3 separate regions of the Homo sapiens genome follow, and regions 2 and 3 are each linked to region 1. Evidence: read pairs that join two places in POLR2A ChIA-PET (ENCODE). Cell type or tissue: OCI-LY7. All regions are shown on one strand. Region 1 overlaps CHURC1-FNTB (CHURC1-FNTB readthrough). Region 2 overlaps CHURC1-FNTB (CHURC1-FNTB readthrough). Region 3 overlaps SPTB (spectrin beta, erythrocytic).

Evidence for each region. ChIA-PET counts read pairs that join two places held together with the same protein. Peaks named below come from ENCODE experiments on the same cell type or tissue, not always from the same donor. Only the 100,000 strongest peaks of a DNase experiment are listed, where the experiment ranks them.
Region 2: POLR2A ChIA-PET joins it to region 1 with 6 read pairs; 5 of 35 experiments call an interaction of 5 or more read pairs at or near these places.
Region 3: POLR2A ChIA-PET joins it to region 1 with 5 read pairs; 5 of 35 experiments call an interaction of 5 or more read pairs at or near these places.

The regions. Positions count from the first base shown.
Region 1 is chr14:64,927,893-64,930,392 of GRCh38, forward strand. All of the region lies in intron 3 of CHURC1-FNTB (CHURC1-FNTB readthrough), which reads left to right. All of the region lies in intron 3 of CHURC1 (churchill domain containing 1), which reads left to right. Among named protein-coding and RNA genes, the nearest start is that of GPX2, 14 kb to the right of the region's middle. RefSeq lists an enhancer at 1,113-1,182. In OCI-LY7, no CTCF peak of the experiment used is centred here; no DNase peak of the experiment used is centred here; H3K27ac peaks cover 1,045 bases.
Region 2 is chr14:65,051,796-65,054,295 of GRCh38, forward strand. It overlaps CHURC1-FNTB (CHURC1-FNTB readthrough), which reads left to right. Exons shown (of 14, transcript NM_001202559.1): 12 at 1,443-1,554. It overlaps FNTB (farnesyltransferase, CAAX box, subunit beta), which reads left to right. Exons shown (of 12, transcript NM_002028.4): 10 at 1,443-1,554. It also overlaps a transcript of MAX not described here. Among named protein-coding and RNA genes, the nearest start is that of MIR4706, 8.4 kb to the left of the region's middle. In OCI-LY7, no CTCF peak of the experiment used is centred here; no DNase peak of the experiment used is centred here.
Region 3 is chr14:64,833,683-64,836,182 of GRCh38, forward strand. All of the region lies in intron 1 of SPTB (spectrin beta, erythrocytic), which reads right to left. Among named protein-coding and RNA genes, the nearest start is that of SPTB, 45 kb to the right of the region's middle. In OCI-LY7, no CTCF peak of the experiment used is centred here; no DNase peak of the experiment used is centred here.

The DNA of each region.
Region 1 (2,500 bases):
AGACCCTGTCTCTACTAAAAAGTAAAAATAAATACTTTTGGGTGACCTCATTGGCCTTCCCATAGTGCACCTTTAGCTACAGTACAATATCCAAGCTCCTCATTTCAAGGTTCTCACTGGACTGGCCCAGCTTCCCTTCTTTTATTTCCTGCTACTCTTTCATATGTACACCATACTTAGCATTGTCCCAACTTTACTCTTCCTTCTCTCCTGTTAGAGAGAAAGATTTTTATTTACCCCTCTCTAATGCTACCCCTACTGCATTTCCTCAGGAATCTCATGTTATCGTCTTTCTTTCCAGTGTACTTTGATTCATCCTGTAATCATTTCTTCTTCCTCTTGCTTCTTTAGTTGAACAGGTTGTTTGTTTGTTGCAACAAGGTCTTACTCTGCCGCCCAAGATGGAGTGCAGTGGCCTGATCACAGCTCCCTGCAGCCTTGACCTCCCGTGCTCAGGCGATCCTTCTGCCTCAACCCCTCGAGTAGCTGAGACTACAGGCACTAGCCTCTGTGCATGGCTATTTAAAAAATTTTTTTTGTAGAGATGAGATCTCACTTGGTTGCCCAGGCTGGTCTTGAACCCCTGGGCTCAAACAGTCCTCCTGCCTCAGCCTCCCAAAGTGCTGGGATTACAGGTGTGAGCCATTACCTGGCCACTTGAATGGGTCTTTACCCTATTTTCCTTATTTTCCTATACTCCTCTTAAGTACCTACAAAGTGATTTTCATTTTCTCTGTGCTAAAACTATTCTCTCATACGTTTCCTATAATCTAACCACATCCTGTGACTGCCTTAGTTCTTTTCTCTCTTACATGGCTTCTGCATCTAGTTTTATTAACTATTGTTGTCTTTTTGAAGCATTTCTGCCCTTGAGGTCCAAAGTGCTTGACTTCTTTCCTTTTTAAATCATTTTAACTGCTCCTTTGTGTTTTCTCTTAGTTTTCTTTCCTGTTTTCTCGAAGTGATACTCCTCAGCTTTTGTTCTGTGGTCTGGAACCTTCTTTATGCTCTCTCTTGTAGTGAACACACATGTACTCAGTCTCAGTAGAGACCTATTAGATACCTTTCTCATTTCCTTCTCTAGCCTTCGTGCCTACACCCCTCATCCCCTCTTTTTTTTCTTTGTTTTGCTTGCCTTTTCTCTGACTCTGGCACCACACCTCATGTCAAGGACCATAACCATTGAAGGCTGAATTACTGCAGCATTCCCCAGACTGCAGTTCTGCACACTGCCATCAAGTTAATCTTCTTAAACATGTCATCCTCCACTCCCCTGCTGACAAACCAAATGTAGCTTCCTTTCCCTTTTACTCCGTAAGCGATGCGCATGCTCTTTTCCATATTGCTGTCCATATTCATGCCTTTTCCTTGATTTGAATATTCCCTCTCTCTACCTTCAAGCCAACTAAATCTTACCTCTTTCTGCCTGAACTCAAATTCCATCTCCTCTTTGCTCTTCAAGCCTATGCATCTTCTCCCTTTTCTGAACTTTTCTTGTACCTATGTCAGGCCCTGACTCTAGTGAATAGCCACCTGGGAACTTCTACCTCAGCCTAATGGCCACAAGAACCCTCCATTCTCAGCTGCCATTACTTACTGTCCTTGTCCCCACCCTACCCCAGCCCCTCATCCTATCCTGGCAGTAGTTCAAGTTCAAGGTGGGATTCCCAGCCACCATTGTTGTTTTATATTAAACATCTTATAGGAGATTTAAACATAGTCCAAAGTAGGCAGAATAGTGTACTAATGTACACTACCCATCTTCAAGTTGCTTTATTTATATTTCACCATTCTCATATCCCCCCATAGGATTATTTCAAAGCAAATTCCAAACGTATCACTACCTCTTTAAATACTTCATTAGTCTCTCTGAAAGATAAGTATTCTGTTTTTAAAACAACCATAATGCCATTATTAAACAAAGTAGGATTTTCTGATGGCAAGACTAGGGAGAAAGTGGAGACAGAGGGACAGAGTTTACATGGAAAATACATGATAAATTATTATAGGTATCCTTTATTTAAAAAAAAAACCCTCCTAGCAAAAGCCCCCCCCCACACACACACCAAAATTGTGTGTTTACTTCAAGAAACAAGACAGAAACTATGAGACTGCTTTCTATTCCTCTGTGGGCCAGGGAAGGAGAAGACTTGGAGTCAGAATTAACAGGGACTAATAGAGGAAGAGAGTAAAGCTAATAGAGAAAAAAGTAAAGCCCTCAGAATAAAAAAAAAAAAAAGATCTGGTCTTACTCAGAGGTAATTCCGCCCACTCTGCTCTTCCCTCCAAATATTTTCCCCTAGGCCCTGCCCAGTTGGAGCCTTTGAGAGTCCCTGTGAATGACTGGGGGAATTATTTTCTGTACTTGGCTGGTTTTGATAAAAGGTGTCCTAATCTCATCATATTCCTGGCAGCACGAGGAGATCTGTTCCTGGCATCCCAAGTTAGAATTCTAGACATATTTTCCCACAGAAGCACTTCTATATATGGTTAGATTCTA
Region 2 (2,500 bases), 120 kb after region 1:
AATTTTTTTTTTTTTTTGAGATGGAGTCTCGCTGTGTCGCCCAGGCTGGAGTGCAGTGGTGTGATCTCAGCTCACTGCAAACTCCGCCTCCTGGGTTCACGCCATTCTCCTGCCTCAGCCTCCTGAGTAGCTGGGACTACAGGCGCCCACCACCATGTCCGGCTAATTTTTTTGTATTTTTAGTAGAGACAGGGTTTCACCGTGTTAGCCGGGATGGTCTCGATCTCCTGACCTCGTGATCAACCCCCCTCAGCCTCCCAAAGTGCTGGGATTACAGGCATAAGCCATCGTGCCTGGCCCACCATAGGAATTTATATACTGACATATATATAAGATTTTTAGCTCAGTTCTTTTTATGATACAGTTACCTTATATGTCCACTTAATGAAATACTATATGGCTATTCACAGTGATGGCTATGCAGATTATGTAATAGAATAGAAAATTTATGCCTATAGTGGTATAAGTGAAAAACATAAGCTACACAGTTATAATAACTAGGTAGAAAAACGCATAGAACCAAAAAGACTGGAAGAAAGAACAATTAGCTTTCAGGTGCCATTTACCAATTGTTGGGCATCTTTTTTTTAAAAATGATTTATTGTCAGGCATCTTTTAGCCCAGGTATCAAAATATAAAATTGACCAAGGACTTAGTGTACATCCTATATGTATATATATTTTTAATCGATTTCTATGCAGATGTTTCTGCACACCTGTCCGTGATTTGTCCCTCCTTCCCACTTGATAACTGTGTGGCCCACAGAATTCTTTGACCATAGTGATTGGACTTCAGAGTGAAGAAGTCCAGTTGCTTGTCAGTACCTTAGTAGTATTACCAGAATACCCAGTTTTTGCTAGGGTATCATATGATGCAGGAGGGCAGTTACTAGTAATGTTTCTTAGGTAAATTCTTTGAGCTGAGAGACAAGTTAGAGAATTCCCTTTGGAGATCAATTAAATTTAGGCTTAGAAAAGTAGAAGAAACAGACTTTATTACCCATTAAGAGTTCTCTGAGCTAATCAGTCTGGTTAACAAGTTATAGAGATATGCTAGAGGGAATGTCTCTTGAAGTCCAGGGTAGAGTTATGGACCAAGTTGGGAGCAGCTACCGAGGTCAGTCTGGGAAGGTAAGCTAAACAGCTAGGCTGGTTCACTGCCTGCCAGAGATGTGGTTGAGGATCACCATCCACGTTAACAGGGTGCATTTCAAGAAAGTGAAAGTGCCACTTTGAATTGCTGCTCTTTGACACATGTCAAAGTTCAGGAGAAGGGACATGCTGTGCGTAGGACATGGGGAAGATAGCAGTTGTACCAAGAATGAATGGAAGAGGAAGGGGAGCAGGAAACCTTGACTATTCCCCCAGGTGAGAAAGTGGAATTAGGTCATTGATACTTGGCTGGATCTGCCGGGCCCTTACTGACCCTTTGCCCTTCAACAGGTGACCCTGCCCTTAGCATGAGCCACTGGATGTTCCATCAGCAGGCCCTGCAGGAGTACATCCTGATGTGCTGCCAGTGCCCTGCGGGGGGGCTTCTGGATAAACCTGGCAAGTGAGTGTTTTCTCTCTGGGGAGGGAAGGGAGAGGGGAGGAGAGAGCAGAGGGGCGTGCACCTCAGGCCTACTCAGAGCCAGATCTCAAGAGCAGAGGTGTCACCTTCAGCACCTGCATAGCGCTAGGTTGTATGGGAAAAAGCACCCAGTTGGGAGCACCCCTTGAGGCCATTGATCTTGGCACCTCCAGCTGCCCGTCTTGTCCCCCAGCCTGCATGCAACCCCCTCCCCCAGACAGGGAAACAGATTGCTGGGTAGATAACTCTTCTTTTTTTTAAAAAAAACAAAAAAAAACTGATCTAAATAGAATAGGATACAGGATTTTAAAACCCCTCAGTGTTGTAAACAGAGACTGTAATCATGACAACTATTATAGAGTGGATTAAATGATTAAGCTCAAATCTGAGATGGCTTATGTGTTAGAAAAAGGGAAATAAAATAAGTCCTCTCACCTTTGTTACCCACCCTCTGTCTTCCCCCATCCCAGCACACGTCCTGCTGCTCTTGGCATCCAGGGGAAGGCCTGGTCCCACAATGTATCAGGAAGGATGTGGCCCATTTCTAGATATTTAGGTATTTTTCTAGAGAAGTGTATCAATTTATCATTAGTACTGCCCCTGGAGAGCCCTTTCCAGAAGACAGCTGGAGAGACTGACTTTAAAATTACAGTTTCCTTTAATAGTTTAAGGTAAAAAAAGAAAGAAAAGAAAAAAAATACAGTTCCCACTGCTGGGCAGGGCTGGAGGATGGGGCTTTTATTTTATTGTATTTTACTTTTTTGAGACAGGGTCTCACTCTGTCACCCAGGCTGGAGTGCAGTGTCACAATCATGACTCACTGCAGCCTTCACCTCTTGGGCTCGAGTGATCCTCCTGCTTCAGCCTCCCAAGTAACTGGAATTACAGGCATCGGCCACCACACCTAGCTAATTTTTAATTTTTTGTA
Region 3 (2,500 bases), 94 kb before region 1:
TCATAATCTAGTTCTCTGTCTCTCCCAGACTGTAAGCTACCTGAGGTCAGGGACCATCCATATTCATTCTTCTTATCCCAACAGCCCAGCATAATGCCAGGTACATGAAATAAGCTAAAGATCGTTTGTTGAATAAATGGATGAGAACTGAGAAATGCAGAGTGCTGCTCCTTAAGAGGATAAAAGCAGTTCCCACCGAGGACACACCATGTGGAGGCCCATTTGGAGGTCAAGGTGGTGAGAAGGTTGGAAGCATAGCATGTTGCAGTAGCACCGTGAATTCATCATCAATGCCCTGACATTGTCCCTGTCACTCCTTCTGCCTCAACCACACATTGTTTTTTGTTTTTTGTTTCTTTTTTAAAACGGAGTCTCACTCTGTCACCCAGGCTGGAGTGCAGTGGCGCTATCTCGGCTCACTGCAACCTCCGCCTTCCAGGTTCAAGTGATTCTCTTGTCTCAGCCTCCCAAGTAGCTGGGACTACAGGTGGATGCCACCATTCCTGGCTAATTTTTCTATTTTTAGTAGAGATGGGGTTTCACCATATTGGTCAGGCTGGTCTCAAACTCCTGACCTCAGATGATCCACCTGCCTCAGCCTCCCAAAGTGCTGGGATTACAGTTGTGAGCCACCGTGCCACGCTCAACCACACATTGTTAACCACCTCTTCCTCTCCTGCTAGACTGTGTGGCAAAAGGGATGGGCAGTGGCAACAGGGCCCAAACTCCTACCAACTCTACAAATCTTTTTTTTTTTTTTTAGACATCGTTTCAATCCTGTTGTCCGGGCTGGAGTGCAGTGGCATGATCTCTACTCACTGCAATCCCTGCCTCCCAGGCTAAAACAGTTCTCCCACCTCAGCCTCCCAAGCGTCTGGGACTATAGGTACATGCCACTACACTTGGCTAATTTTTGTATGTTTTGTAGAGGCGGTGTTTCACCATGTTGGCCAGGCTGGTCTGGAATTCCTGACTTAAGCAATCCACCCACCTTGGTCTCCCAAAGTGCTGGGATTACAGGCATGAGCCACCGTGCCTGGCCCGAATCTCTACAAATCTTGAAATCCTTTAGAACAGCTTTGACTCAACCCATGCCTCAATTTCCTCACCCAAAAAAATTGATAAAAGCAGCAGCTTCACATGCAGAACTCTTCCAGACAGGGAAGCCCTACCTTACTTAGTTGAGAAGTCTTTTATAGTTTCTTTCTCGTGTCACAGAAATGTCAGTCTTAGAATGGTTTCCATCCATACATATTTGCCTCACAAACAAAAAGAGCTATTTTAAAAGTCTAACCTATAAATAATATATAAGTTATGGGTGCCAATTTATTTATTCATCCATGTTAGAGCTTTCAAAAGAATTAAGTGAAAATTCATCTTTTAAAAGTTGCTTGGGCCCACAAGGACTCCTGAGGGAACAGGTGCTGGCTAGAGGTTTTCTCATCCCTGGCCGGCATGCCTAGCCTGACTCAGTGGGGCTGTCCTCTGGGAACATTTGGGAACGTGCCTGCAAGAGGCAGCTTTGGTATTGAGCAAAATTAAGTCCAGCTTCTTCAGGCCCTGTAGAGTCCATTCTCTTTTTTTGAGACAGAGTCTTGCCCTGTCTTCCAGGCTGGAGTTCAGTGGTGCAATCTCTGCTCACTGAAACCTCCGCCTCTTGGGTTCAAACAATTCTGCCTCAGCCTCCTGAGTAGCTGGGATTACAGGCACTCGCCACCTTGTCCGGCTAGTTTTTGTATTTTTAATAGAGACGGGGTTTCACTATGTTGGTCAGGCTGGTCTCGAACTCCTGACCTCAGATGATCTGCCCACCTCGGCCTCCCAAAGTGCTGGGAATACAGGAGTGAGCCACCTCACCCAGCCCAGAGTCAGTTCTTGGTATGCACAATCTCCCAGGTCTGCAGGGAGAGCAGCACTCTACCACTAGAGTCGATTCAGCCCTGTGCTGGGCTCTGCTGACAGGCAGCCACTAGTTACCAGCTCCTGCTGTCGCTCTGCTGCTCAGGAGGGATATTTGGCTCTTTATAGGATTGTGTGGCAGAGCTCAGAGCTAGAAAGGGAATCTGGAACATACTAAGGCCTTTATGTATATTGTTCCATTGAATACCCACCCACACTCACAAACTGTTAGATATTATTGTTATTACTGCCATTATTATTCCCATTCTATCTAAGCAGAAGACCTAAGTTGAAATCCTGTCCTACTTAGCAGTGATGTGTTCTTCTATAGTTCACTTAATGACTCTGTATCTCAGTTTCCCTACCTGTAAAAGGAGGGGAACATCCCGTGCTACTGTGGGAGAGACTGGTGGGGTCTACCAGTATCAATATTCTGCTTTCTGCACACACAGCTTGGAGACATCTTCCAGTTGCCTTTGTGGTTAGGTGAGGCTGTGAGGTCGAATGAGCAGAAATGATGTGCACCACTTCAAGGCCTTAGCCATAAAATCTTCCCCATAATTCTTACTCTTTGCTCTAAATTCCTAGGACCTAGAGGATG